Linked DNA regions of Homo sapiens: region 2 is linked to region 1. The links are chromatin contacts, found by Hi-C in ENCODE. All regions are on one chromosome and are shown on one strand. The core of a region is the stretch at or near the end of the contact, and the rest is flanking DNA. Distances in the headings are between cores, read along the strand shown.

The links. A loop is a pair of places that touch in the nucleus more often than their neighbours do. Pooled maps may share reads with other maps.
Region 2: a pooled map shows a loop between it and region 1 (1.9-fold over the local background). The contact joins the promoter of LINC02053 here to the enhancer-like site in region 1. A Hi-C loop is called at or near these places in 1 of 50 pooled maps.

Annotation. Positions count from the first base shown.
Region 1 is chr3:180,294,497-180,297,492 of GRCh38, reverse strand. No RefSeq gene overlaps it. Among named protein-coding and RNA genes, the nearest start is that of LINC02053, 120 kb to the left of the region's middle. Within about 2 kb of position 1,497, at least 2 of the 41 ENCODE cell types and tissues checked have a DNase peak (open chromatin) inside an H3K27ac peak, as active enhancers do.
Region 2 is chr3:180,412,647-180,415,642 of GRCh38, reverse strand. It overlaps LINC02053 (long intergenic non-protein coding RNA 2053), which reads right to left and starts at 1,470. Exons shown (of 2, transcript NR_132416.1): 1 at 1,186-1,470.

The DNA.
Region 1 (2,996 bases), core at 248-2,747:
CTAACAAAGAATTTTTTTTATCTTTCTTCTTCGTCTTCTACTTCTCAATCACTTTCTGTCTAGATTTGGGTTTCCTCAGAAGCAGACTCCGGGAAAAGGACTCAAGTGCAAGTAGCTTATTTCAGTGATGATCCCAGGAAACACCTTAGGGGTAGAAAAAACTAAGGAAAGAGAACACCAATACAGGGTATGCAATTGAACAATCACCTTGTGCTGATAATTCTCAAATCTTTTCCTCCAGGGTACATTCCAACTTCCAAGTCCATGTTTATAAATCTACCAAATGTCCCTAAGTGAATGTCTATTCAACTCAAACCCAGCATCTGCAAATATTGTTATCGTGGATTCAAGGCCTGGCTTTCGTAATTCCTACATCTGTGACATTGAGCAAGTTTTTTTTTTCTTTTTTTATTTTACTTTAAGTTCTAGGGTACATGTGCACAACGTGCAGGTTTGTTACATATGTATACATGTGCCATGTTGGTGTGCTGCACCCGTTAACTCGTCATTTACATTAGGTATATCTCTTAAGAGCAAGTTATTTAACCTCTGCAAGCCCTAGTTTATGCCTCCATAAAAACAGGGACAATATTAGTCTTCTCCGTATATGTTTGAGGGTAAATGAGGCTGTTTGTATTAAGCAGTAAGCAGAGTGCCTAGTACATAAGAAGTGATCGATAATTATTAACTGCCAATATTAACATAATAATGACTTTTTCCACAAACCAATTTCTTCTCATACATTCCCCATCTTTGTTAATGCTGTTGCCATCTGCCCACTTGCATCAGACATTTTCAAATCATTCCAGAATCTTTCTTTCTCAACATCAGGCACCATATTCTGCCAATTCCATCTGCCACATATTTCTTAATTTTGTCATTTTTTTCTTCATTGTTTTTCCTCTGTCTCGATGCCAGCCCTCATCACCTCTTGCTTAAATTAGAATTCCGTAGGTTATTCTCCATGTCTACAGTGCTGAGCATAGTGTATGACACAAAATAATTACTTAATGTTTGAATGAATGAATATCATCAAATCACCTCTGTTATAACAAATGGTACCAAAATCCATCTCTGCGTAGGACTCTTCCTTGATTCCACTTTTTCTTCCATGGCACACTTTTAACCCATGAGTAGCTCTATAACTTCTACCTTCAAAATACACTCAGAGTCTAAGTATTTCTCAGCACCTCCCCTACTAAAGTTCCTAGTCCAAGAACAGATTGTTACCTGTCCACCCAGACTTTTGTCCCCTGCTTTTCGATGTATCTACTACATGGTAACTGAGGCAATCAGAGTATAAATAAGATCTTACCATACCTTGTTTAATACCTTCTTGTGACTTCTCGATATCATCTACAAGAACTCTGAAGCCCCCTATTGACTTTTGTCACCTTCTCACTTTCCACTTGTCATCCTACTCATTTTGCTTTGGCCACAATGGCCTTTGTGCTGTGCCTGGAACTCACCAAACCTGCTTTTGCAGTTGCTGTTTTCCTGCTTGGAACATGCTGCCCGAGTCTCCACACAGCTGCATACTTCTCAGCAACACTGCATACTTGTCTCATTATCTCATTTATATCTTTACATCTTATTGTCTATCTCCCTAACCCCACTCCTCAAATGTAAACTACTTGAAGCAAAATTTATGTCTCATTTATCACTGTCTCCCATAACCCAGAACAGTGCCTAGCACATAGTAGGAACTCAATAAGTAAATATTAAATACTAACTTTTTTCCAAACTAGATTCATTTAGGACACTAAATGAGGTAAAAAGAGATTAAAATATATTAATAAGAACATAAACAACAATAACAATAAGACCCCAAATGCATATAGATAAAAGTGGAAAGTAAATTTGGAAAATTGAAAATAGCTAATTTGATAAAAGTTTGTGTTTCTTTTGGAAAAAAGTCTTAATTATCATGAAAATGTGAGAAGGAAAAGGTACAAAAATGCTTTAATCTAGAGCAATATATGTAAACTGCTATGTGAGTGCTATGACAATAAGTTCTGCTGCAATTCTAAGAAGGAAGAAGTCTTGTATGGACAGACTGATCTGAGAAGTATGAGATTTTTAAACTAAAATAATGTTAACATCTTCATAAAATAGCACATTCAAAATTCTGACTTTTTAATGGGCTGAGGTGAAATGTGTGTGTGTGTGTGTGTGTGTGTGTGTGTGTGTATGTGCGTGTGTGTGTAGGGGCAATGAGCTTCTGGTTTAGGGGCCTCAGGCTGCTCATCAGTTTGTAGGTGGCACAGCCACTTGTCACAGCCTTCCCATTCCACTTAACCTGGAAACTCTGAGCAAGTTTCTGAGGTCGTCTTGATTTCCCTTGAGAGTCCACATATCAAAAGCGGTTCTTACGGTAAACTCGAGCTGAGAAACAAATTGATCTGAGAATGCTCCCATGATTCCCATTACCAGAAAATCCTGCTTCTCTTAATTATAGCACAGATTTTCAGAGTGTTATTTCAAGACAAAAAAGAAAAAAAAATGATTTTTTTTAAGGAAGTGGTAGGGGAAGGAGTGTATCACAATTTGGTGCTGTCATGATGAAGCAAGAGCCTCAGCAATCCACTTAGTGAGTTATTTTAATAAACCACTTCTCAAGTTCTACTTAGGTCAATGATGACAAAGTGAGATACATGAAGCCACTTTACAGGGAAAGAGCTCATGTTTATACAGCTTAGGCAAACTTAAGAAAATAAATCCAGATAATTCTGTCAATAGTAACACAAAGTTTGAGAAATGGTCTCATTCTCATTCCCCTGAACTGGACAATGACAAATCAGAGCACTTAGAAAAATTAATGCTGGTTATTTCTTCCCCCAAAATATTGGTAAATAGAAATTTTCTATTTGTTTTAGGTTTTAGAATTGATGTTAAAAGGGTATAAAGCCATTGGCTGCTGTGACAGTAATTACTAGCTGATGACACCAAATCTTTTCTTTCTGTATACCTGGGTAAACTATACTTTCCAGCCTCCT
Region 2 (2,996 bases), core at 221-2,720, 120 kb before region 1:
GATTTAAGTCATATTTTCTCATTGCACCATTATGGTAATTGAATTGTTTGTGTTAATTTGATTTCCAGATTGGAAGAAGTTCAATATTTATTTTTAAATGTAATTTTAAAACTATATTGTCCATCTTGTCTTAATTTTTTTTTTCTGGAGACCAGGTTAAATTGATCTCTGGAAACCTGACCAGAGAATATTGATATGTACTAGTCTATATTTGAAACTGCTATAAAGTACAGCATTATCTGTGTTATCTATGTGTGTTACATGTTGGTTATATAAATCACATAACTTCCTTTAAAAATTATACAAATTATTCTACCCTTTCCAAAAAGTACTTCTCTATTCAACTTGGACAATGAGCTAAAGAAATCCTCAATTAAAAAGCAACCTAACCTATCTAATTTTATCTAAGTTTCTACCACTTTTACTTTCTTTAGCCTTAAATTTAAAGGTTTAAATTTTTAATAGTTTAAAATTTTCAAAGAAATAACCTTTTTTTACTTGTAAATCTCTTTAAAATTATTTTATTAGAGATGGTGAGAAGATTGACCAGGACCCATTCTCAGCCAGAGCCACAGATTCTATACACTCCAAAGGAAGATTCCAAAATATTCCCTAAATGATTTTTCCCAAAAACTTCAGCTTTGAAGGACATTTATAAGATAATCATTGTTAAACACAGAGTGTCATGCAATGATTTTCTTGTATTACCCATTTTTATTACTCTTTAATCTGGTTAACTTTCTAAAAACAAACTTAAGCCAAACACACAAAAATAAGGATTTAAAATATAAGTCAATTTATAACAACAGATCAATTACAATGGTCCATAAAAATGAAAAAATATATAACTTAAACAATTCTTATAAGCATAGCCCAAATTCTAATCTCTCTTGTTTGTTTTGCAAAGAGGTTTCAGAAACATTTAGTTATTGTTTTACAAATGGAAATGCTATGTTTCCATTTAGGAGGAATGAAATCCTGAATATTAATTTGAATCCAGTTGACTTTCATTCTTCTATAAACTCACAGAATCTCAAAGTCTAGAGTTTGTTATCTGTAAGGACAGAGATTTAAGCCACACACATTAAAAATTTTTTTAAAAAGTTTAAAATTTTGTCTTCTAACTAGCACTGCACTTACAATTTCAAAACTTTTCTTCTTTAAAACACTTTATTTGCAACTAACCTTTTTTAAAGGTGTTCCTTTGGAGAGGATCAATAAAAGCACAGCATTTCTCCACTCTCACCTCTTAAAACCTTTGGCTTCCTACCAGTTTCCCTTGTTGCTCAGTCTTTTTATTGTTGACAATTCTCAGAGGTTTCTGTTATGTTCCTCTGAAGGCATGTCCCTTGTCAAAGAGGCAGGCTACTTTCTGAGGTGTCTTTTATTTTTCTTTAGCTGCCCCTTCATTTTTGATATCCTTCATTAGGGCAGCCCATTGATCCAGGTGCAAGGCCTGGGTAATCTGCTAGACATTCTGATAATCATCTTGACTCATGCTGGGGTCACAATGGTACCCACAGAAGCAGCCATGACATAGGGACAGCATAGCTATTTGCCAGTTGTCATAGCTAATATACTACTATTTACAGCCGCTCTCCTTGGGGACTAGGAAGAGAAAGGGAAAACTCTTTCCTTCTTTTGTCATTGAAAATGGCATGACATGGCATGGCATGGCTACCATTTCTGGCTTCTCTGTCATTTCCAGTACCAAAATGGCCTGAGCAGAGTTTACTATGATGATCTGCTAGTTCTCTGCAAGTTTTCTTCTCTCCCTTGGTCTTTTTAGACTCTTATCACTTTGACCACACCTTGCTTGTAGACTCTTTTTGGTCGTGGACCTTGGGCATCTTTATCTTTTTCCACACTTCTGAAGATAACTCCAGTTCTATTCATTCATGAGGATATCCCCAGATTTTTTTAGGGCTGTGAAAGTTTCTCTCTATTTTGGATCTGTCTCTGTAATAAAGCAAATGTTTACTGGTTTAAATGTTGCATCTCCTTCCAACACCCCATCATGGGCATTAGTCTATCCCTGCATTTTTTTATGCCAGGCACTATTCTAGTTTCTCTGCATTTCCCTTAGTGCAGGTCAAGTTGTGTTGCTAGTGTCTCTGCAGAAACAACCTTGCACCTTGCCTATGTGCCAATTTTTTGACCTCTTGAGAAATTTAAGTGGTGGGTTCCAGTCCCCAACCCAACTTAGGTCACAAGGGGAATGGACTTCCACCATTTCCAGTTGTGGTAAGAAAAGAAATTATGTAAAATGCTTAAGCAACACTCTGGTTTAAGTATTATTTTTCCTGGCAGTGGGACTAATGAGTAGAGTAGGTGAGATATCATGGTGCTGAATAAATACCTGGTAATTAGTAAATACCTGACTTAGTATTCTCATCAACAAATGTACATGGAGAAATAACAGATATGCAATGTTCCCCAAAAATATCTTGAATATGCAGACCAAAGTGTGCCCTTTTATTATATATAATCTAATATTCATCCTTCAGGATCTCATTGTTTTTGGTACAAACCTCTTCAAATCTCTCCAGACCTTTGTTAAAAGGTGAAGATAACTAGATCACATATAGCTCCAACTCTGATTACCAATTCATTTGCAAGTGGTTTTTCCCATTATGATGCCCATGACATGGTGAAGGAGTCTATTACCAAGGAGACTGACTGTGGACCTTGAGAATTTCAGCCCTGTCTGTAACATGAGGTCCGATAGTGTTCTCAGGGCACGTCAGGATACCTCCTGGCAATATGTTTATAAATAGTCTTCAGCTTCTCCTTTGTTTTTTTTGTTTTTTTTTTTTGAGATGGAGTCTCGCTCTGTCACCAAGGCTGGAGTGCAGTGGTGCAATCTTGGCTCACTGCAACCTCTGCTTCCCGGGTTCAACGATTCTCCTGCCTCAGCTTCCTGAGTAGCTGGGATTACAGGCATCCACCACCATGCCCAGCTGATTTTTTTATTTTTAGTAGAGATGGAGTTTCAC